3 separate regions of the Homo sapiens genome follow, and regions 1 and 2 are each linked to region 3. Evidence: chromatin loops called from intact Hi-C (ENCODE). Cell type or tissue: psoas muscle. All regions are shown on one strand.

The links. A loop is a pair of places that touch in the nucleus more often than their neighbours do. Peaks named below come from ENCODE experiments on the same cell type or tissue, not always from the same donor. Only the 100,000 strongest peaks of a DNase experiment are listed, where the experiment ranks them.
Region 1: it touches region 3 in a loop (2.7-fold over the local background); 16 of 110 quality-filtered maps call a loop at or near these places.
Region 2: it touches region 3 in a loop (7-fold over the local background); 2 of 110 quality-filtered maps call a loop at or near these places.

What each region holds. Positions count from the first base shown.
Region 1 is chr5:81,984,013-81,986,512 of GRCh38, reverse strand. The region is part of intron 1 of ATG10 (autophagy related 10); the gene reads right to left. Among named protein-coding and RNA genes, the nearest start is that of ATG10, 13 kb to the right of the region's middle. In psoas muscle, no CTCF peak of the experiment used is centred here; no DNase peak of the experiment used is centred here.
Region 2 is chr5:81,478,044-81,480,543 of GRCh38, reverse strand. The region is part of intron 6 of SSBP2 (single stranded DNA binding protein 2); the gene reads left to right. Among named protein-coding and RNA genes, the nearest start is that of ACOT12, 85 kb to the right of the region's middle. In psoas muscle, no CTCF peak of the experiment used is centred here; no DNase peak of the experiment used is centred here.
Region 3 is chr5:81,424,163-81,426,662 of GRCh38, reverse strand. The region is part of intron 16 of SSBP2 (single stranded DNA binding protein 2); the gene reads left to right. Among named protein-coding and RNA genes, the nearest start is that of ACOT12, 31 kb to the right of the region's middle. In psoas muscle, a CTCF peak has its summit at 996 (motif pointing left); no DNase peak of the experiment used is centred here; H3K27ac peaks cover 1,113 bases.

The DNA of each region.
Region 1 (2,500 bases), 560 kb before region 3:
TAAGTAGCAGGCACTGTGCATAAGTAAAGGTTAGGTATACAAAAATGAAAAAATATATAGTCCTTGCCTTGTAAGAGCTCATATTCTAACAAAGGGAGATAAAAAACACAAATAATTACAGTAGAAACTCTCTTATCCAACCTCCATCTAACCAACTTGCCAGATTAATCGACACTGACTCATGTCTACAGCATGCTGATCACGAAGCGCCTCTGCTCCCATCAGTTAACTGTGTGTTCACAAACCTTATTCTCCTATCATAAATATATACTGTAATTAAACGTTAAACAAACCAAACATCAAAGTAAAAAAGAGGGCTGGGCGCGGTGGCTCACCCAGCACTTTGGGAGGCTGAGGCGGGCGGATTACGAGGTCAGGAGATCCAGACCATCCTGGCTAACACGGTGAAACCCCATCTCTACTAAAAATACAAAAAATTAGGCAGGCGTGGCCAGGCGCGGTGGCTCACGCCTGTAATCCCAGCACTTTGGGGAGGCCGAGGCAGGCGGATCACAAGGTCAGGAGATGGAGACCAACCTGGCTAACACAGTGAAACCCCGTCGCTACTAAAAAATACAAAAAATTAGCCAGGCGTGGTGGCGGGCGCCTGTAGTCCCAGCTACTCGAGAGGCTGAGGCAGGAGAATGGCGGGAACCCGGGAGGCGGAGCTTGCAGTGAGCCGAGATCGCGCCACTGCACTACAGCCTGGGCGACAGAGCGACACTCCGTCTCAGAAAAAAAGTAAAAAAGACAACTGTTATTTCTATAAGCAAATGCCTTGGAAAGACTCGATAAAAGTCAGTCTCTCTAAGAAAAATAAACTGCTGTTGAACTAGGTATGGACAATACAACTGAAAAGATTGGTGAGGGACAGGGGAGAGAAAAGATTCCAAGCTTTCTGCCTTTAGGTGGTGGTGCATTGAGTAAGACAGAGGTCTCTGGAGGAAGAGCAGGTTTGGGAAGAGAGTTGGGTTTAATTTGGCCATATTGAGTTTGAATTTCAAATGCCCGTGGAATGTCCAAGTAAAGGGGTCTAGCAGGCATTTTGAGGTGTGCCTTGAACTCAGAAGGAAAGAGAAATCCGGGCTGGCAATACCGATTCTATATCAACGTTACATAGATGGTAACAGAACCCATTTCATCAATCAGAGAGAATGCAAAACTAGACTAGCAAGAGAAGACTAATATGGTGTAGCCAGAGGAAATTTTTCCAACTGTATGATGATCCTGACATATACTGAAAGATACCAAATCAAAGAAAAATTAACTTTCATTCATAAAGAACACTAATATACTTAGTAATATTTTTAAAACTCCAACAAACTCTTACTTAGTAACAAAACTGAACAAAGTAGCCTAAGCCCTCCAGTTACTTGAGATTTACTTAACTATTGAAAATACTTAAACATAAAATTTCATTCAATAGCCATAGTTTATCTAATTAACAGCACTGTGCTACAAGCAAGATGACTGAACATCAAAACACTAATTGATATTTGGTTGAATACTTTTAAAATTATCTAAGGACTAGGCTTTGCTGAAGGATGCTACATACAATAATACAAACACTTATGGCTTGATTACAAAATTAGGAAGTATGGTATATTAAAAATATATCCATCTCAACTGGATTCATCATAATGTACCATAATGAAATATCATGGAATAATTATTGTTTTTTTGATCAAGCAAGAATATTTCAACTCAAAAATGTAAATATAATTCAATCAACATTTTTATACATAGTTTTCAAGTTGTAATACTTTCTGGTCCTCTACCAAATTCATAAACTAGTAGAGGCAGAAATCTGAATCTCAGAACTTCCTATGAGATGGATGAAAATATGGCTAAAAATGGAAATAACCACAACTGTGGCTTATTGAGCAATAATGGCAAGAATAATCCTTATTTTGCAAATGAAAAATCTTAGATATGTGAACTGCCTATTCTTCCAGACTTAAGCTATCTTAAACTAAATTCAGACTACAGGTGACAACAGTCACTCAAGTGAACTCTCAGTAAAAAGATGAATTTCAATTCTCATCTGATCCTAAACAATGAATCTCTCGCCCTCTCCCTCTCCCTCTCCCTCTCCCCACGGTCTCCCTCTGATGCTGAGCCGAAGCTGGACTGTACTGCTGCCATCTCAGCTCACTGCAACCTCCCTGCCTGATTCTCCTGCCTCAGCCTGCGGAGTGCCTGCGATTGCAGGCGCGCGCCGCCAGGCCTGACTGGTTTTCGTATTTTTTTGGTGGAGACGGGGTTTCGCTGTGTTGGCCGGGCTGGTCTCCAGCTCCTAACCGCGAGTGATCCGCCAGCCTCGGCCTCCCGAGGTGCCGGGATTGCAGACGGAGTCTGGTTCATTCAGTGCTCAATGGTGCCCAGGCTGGAGTGCAGTGGCGTGATCTCGGCTCGCTGCAGCCTCCACCTCCCAGCCGCCTGCCTTGGCCTCCCAAAGTGCCGAGATTGCAGCCTCTGCCTGGCTGCCACCCCGTCTGGA
Region 2 (2,500 bases), 54 kb before region 3:
TGATCAGTCAGCAACCATCAAGACTTCTACAAGCCAAAAGATTACAGCTAACTGAAGCCTCAGATGATTATTAGCATTTTTTACCAACAAAATATTTTTAAATTCAGGTATATACATTGTGTTTTTAGACATAATGCTATTGCACACCTAATAGACTACGGTATGGTGTAAACAAAACATATATTCACGGGAAACCAAAAAATTCATATGACTCACTTAATGTGATATTCACTTTTATTGCATGGTCTTGAGCTAAACCAGCAATATCTCTGAGGTGTGCCTGTACATCAGTTCATAAGTGCATAGCGAGTCTTGCCATTGAAGTTATGATGCATTCTTTGTGAACTAAATAATTCTTTTATGAAGCAGGCAGTTCCCCCATTTAATTATTTGTTTTAATAAATTTTTATACTATTTCATTTATTTTAAATCCCTAGGATTTAAGGCACATCTTTCAGAACTTTTGGAATATGTTAATCCAATCTTGAGCCCTGACACTGCTACTTGTGAATAGTATAACTATGGAAGACAGAAAATGGTGAAATTAGTGAAAATTAGTGAATACCTGGGGCTGGTGAAGGGTGCTGGTCATGGGGAATGGGAAATGACTGTAGGTGGGCAATGTTCTAACATTAGAAAATGGGCAAATTTTGTGGTACTTAAATCATGCATCAATAAAACCTTTTTAAAAATAGCATAACCATGGACAAATTAACAAATTAGTTACATATTAAACCTCAGTTTTTTATCATTAAAAAGGATGAATAATAATAACTTTATAAGATTGTTTAAACATTGAAAGAAATACTAAGGACTTAGCACAATTCCTGGCGCAAATGCACTGGCTCACAAGTGTGTGTTACCATGGATATTTTGTTTGTTTTTATTAAGTACCCTCCTCATTAGTGTTATTTTTTTCTGCCAGTGTGTAGATCTTTTGTAAAACAAAGCGGCCGGGCACAGTGGCTCACACCTATAATCCGAGCAGTTTGGGGGAGCTGAGGTGGGTGGATCACTTGAGGTCAGGAGTTCAAGACCAGCCTGGTCCAAAATGGTGAAACCCTATCTCTACTAAAAATACACAAATTAGCCAGGCGAGGTAGTGGACGCCTGTGATCCCAGCTACTAAGGAGGCTGAGGCAGGAGAATCACTTGAACCTGGAAGGTGTAGGTTGCAGTAAGTGAAGATCACACCACTGCACTCCAGCCTGGGTGACAGAGCGAGACACCGTCTCAAAAAAAACAAAAAAAAGAACAATGCATGCCAAAATTTGTGACTAGTTAAATGAATCCGGGTGGAATACCTTTAACATGTTATAAATATAGAAATAATATGTCACAGATGTATACATTTTTCTGATATTAAAGGTTTAAAGAATGCAGTGATTACATCACTGTTGATGCGCAAAGCTACTATCTGGTCATCCCAAGGCTGATAAAAATGTTTTAAAAGTTAGAGACTTGACTTATTCTAAAAGACAAACAGTGATGAGTAAAAAGTTAAATTTAGATAAAAACACTCATTTTGAAAACCAATTTGATGTTGGTTAAGACTTCTGTAAGATTATGCCATATTTTTAAGTGATGAACAGAAACAAGAAAGGCTTGTCAGTTGTTCTGATATTCAAAGATATACTAGAAACAGTAAAGTTTTGAAGAAAATGGTTGCCACCAGTGATAAAACATCATTGTCTATAATGAGACAGAAGTTAAGTGTCAAAGTTCAGAGTGTATAACTCTAACCATTTGGAGACTTAAAAAAAGCAAGAATCTGGCCAGGCATGGTGGTTTACACCTATAATCCCAGCGCTTTGGGAAGCCAAGGCAGGAGGATCACTTGAGGCTAGGAGTTCAAGACCTGCCTGAGCAACATAGTGATACCCTATCTGTATAAAAAAATAAAAATAGGCCGGGTGTGGTGGCTCACGCCTGTAATCCCAACACTTTGGGAGGCTGAGACGGGCCGATGATGAGGTCAGGAGTTCAAGACCAGCCTGGCCAACATGGTGAAACCCCGACTACTAAAAATACAAAAATTAGCTGGGCACGGTGGTGGGTGCCCATAATCCCAGCTACTTGGGAGGCTGAGGGAGGAGAATCTCTTGAATCTGGCAGGTGGAAGTTGCAGTGAGGTGAGATTGCACCACTGCACTCCAGCCTGGGTGATAGAGTAAGACTCTGTATCAGAAAAAAAATAAATAAATAAAAATAAAAAATTAGGCAGGTGTGGGGGCATGCATCTGTAGCCCCAGCTGCTCGGGAGGCTGCAGCAGAGGATAGCTTGAGTCCAGGAATTTGTGGCTGCAGTGATCTATGATCACACCACTGCACTGCAGCCTGGGCAGCTGAGGGAGACCTTTTCTCTAAAAAATAAAAAAAAGTTAATTTTTTTAGAAAGTAAGAACTTTAAGTTCACAATTGAATATAATATCAATTAGTCATACATTTTTAGTCCTCCTCCTACATCATTTATTTATAACTTTTGACAGTGTTGGCTACT
Region 3 (2,500 bases):
ATAAGCCCCAGCTTCTCCCTTCAATCCCTAATGGACTATGCACATGGCAAACAACAGATTCTTCTGTGAATATGTGCATTTAGAAACGAGAGCAGCTGGAACAAGGCTTCTTCCACCCCTAACTTCTGGCTCACCCTCCCTGCCCCTGAACTTAAGCGGGTTCAATGCTAGACTGCCAGCAGAGTTAACAGCAAACAGAAGTTCCCTGCTTTCTCTTCCCTCCTTGTCTCCTGTCCCCACCAGAAATGTTGTAAAAGGAAAAATAATTTGATGGTGGACTGAGAAACTGCACCACCACCCTGGAGGGTAGTACAGCCTTGGAAGCAGGTACACACTGGCTTCTCCATTCTTCTGTCTCCTGAGAAGAAGGGACTTGTTATGAATGATATCATTGTTATGTGTGGCTTTCTTTGTCATATTACTATACATTTTTGTTTAGATCTTTTTATAAAATCAAGCAATAAGAGGAGAGAGGAAGAAAGACAAAAGAGATTTGGTGCTGACAAATGTAAGGCTTTGAAGAAGTAAATAAGCTAGTTATCCCCAATAAGTTAGCTTTGCTATAATCAAGGAAAAGCAGAACTCTTAATGAATTCAAAAAGAAAACATTGTTCAATAAATGAACATGCAAGTTCTAGTGTTTAATACACATAACTCTGAAAGCACATATTTTTGAGCAGTCTGCCTTTTAAGGATCTGTCAGGTTTTATCTTGAAGTTAAATCACAGAAGGAGGCCTGGGAAGGGAGCAAGTATCTATTGAGTACTCTTTATGTACTAGATACTATCCTAGTCTCTTCACACTCACACATGCTGCTTCATTCAATTAATATAGAAACAAAAATGCCCAGCCCAAAGTCATAAACCTTGCGGTGCCAACATGCTTGACAAAACAAAATGCGAATCAAAAAATGTTTCACTGCTGAGGTTTTTTTTTTTTAAGATCACAACCAAGACCCTTTATTTCAAGAAACAAAGATGCCCCCTAGTGTTCAAACTGTAAAATGTTTGTTTTGGAAAGTATAGACTACAAAAAGCCTTAGTTCAAAAAAAATAGTTTTTCATGCTTCTCAAGTGAAGAAAGTAGCTGGTCTGGTCTTATTTCCTGAATTAATTTAGCAAAATATTTTCCCATGGCACTGAAATATAATCAATTGAGTAAACATGATATTAAAATAATGGCATCAAATAGGAATTACAAACAAGATGGTAGATTATCTCTCATTCCCTTACCCCCTTTGTCATTTTCTGCTATTGTAAAGAAATCACATCAGCCCCAATTTTTTAATGTAATCATAAATACTAAATTTATTTCAATTTATGTCACTTTTGTTTAGCTCAGGGTAGAGGAACTGTTCTTTATTTCTCTCTAAGAAAATAAAGTATCATACAGACACTTAAACAGAAATATAGTGAGAATTAAAGTGTTCTTGACATGTATAAACAGAAATTTATACACATTGTTCAAAGACTTCATGGAAATCTCTGGATTTTATGGTACATGAACTGGGCATAATAAGGAAAAAATCACAAGTTCATAGCAAGGCGTGCTATCTCATTTCACATTAAAAGATAAAATAAGTTGGTATACATTTAAAATAATATCTTTAAGGGTTACATTTTTAACTGAACCAAACTGTAATGCTGTTGACTGCTTTGTAAGAGCTGTTTTATCATCTGGTTAGGGAGAGCCAGACTCAGAATAGTTTTGAAACAGGGCAACCTGATATCACAGCATTTTGGCATAAACATTACAATATGTCATCACATATTGATGCAGCAGTACAATAGAAACATTGAAGTGTGGTCTCAGTACAGTACACCATGAATATTTTATGTCTCTAAATATGATACTCCATTTAACACCTACTCTTCCTTTACTTCTGGAAAATTGTAAGCCACTTCTCTACTACTTTGAAGAATAGTAATCTATAGCAAAATTCCTTTTTGCTTGCCCATTCTGTGAGTTTTCCTAGAAATTTTGTTATTTCCCCTTATTTCATTTTTTGAAGTAGTTTCAGTAATGGTGGCCAAACATGAGCATTTTACAGCCTCAGGAGTGTAAATAGCACGTTGCATATGTAGACACCCAGGCATAAATACAAACTATTTTACTGTACTAAATATATTTAGCATACCATCTTACAGTTATTTGTACTACTCAAAAATTAAACTTTATTAGATGGTTGCTCCTTTTTCTTTTCTTTCTTTTTATTTATTTATTTATTTATGTATTTTTGAGACTAGAGTCTCATTCTGTTTCCCAGGCTGGAATGCAATGGTGCGATCTTGGCTCACTGCAACCTCCGCCTCCTGGGTTCAAGCAGTTCTCCCAACTCAGCCTCCTGAGTAGCTGGGATTACAGGCGTGTGCCACCATGCCTGGCTAATTTTTGTATTTTTAGTAGAAACGGGGTTTCACCATGTTGGTCAGGCTGGTCTCGAACTCCTGACCTCAGGATCCACCCACCTCGGCCTCCCAAAGTGCTGAGATTACAGGCG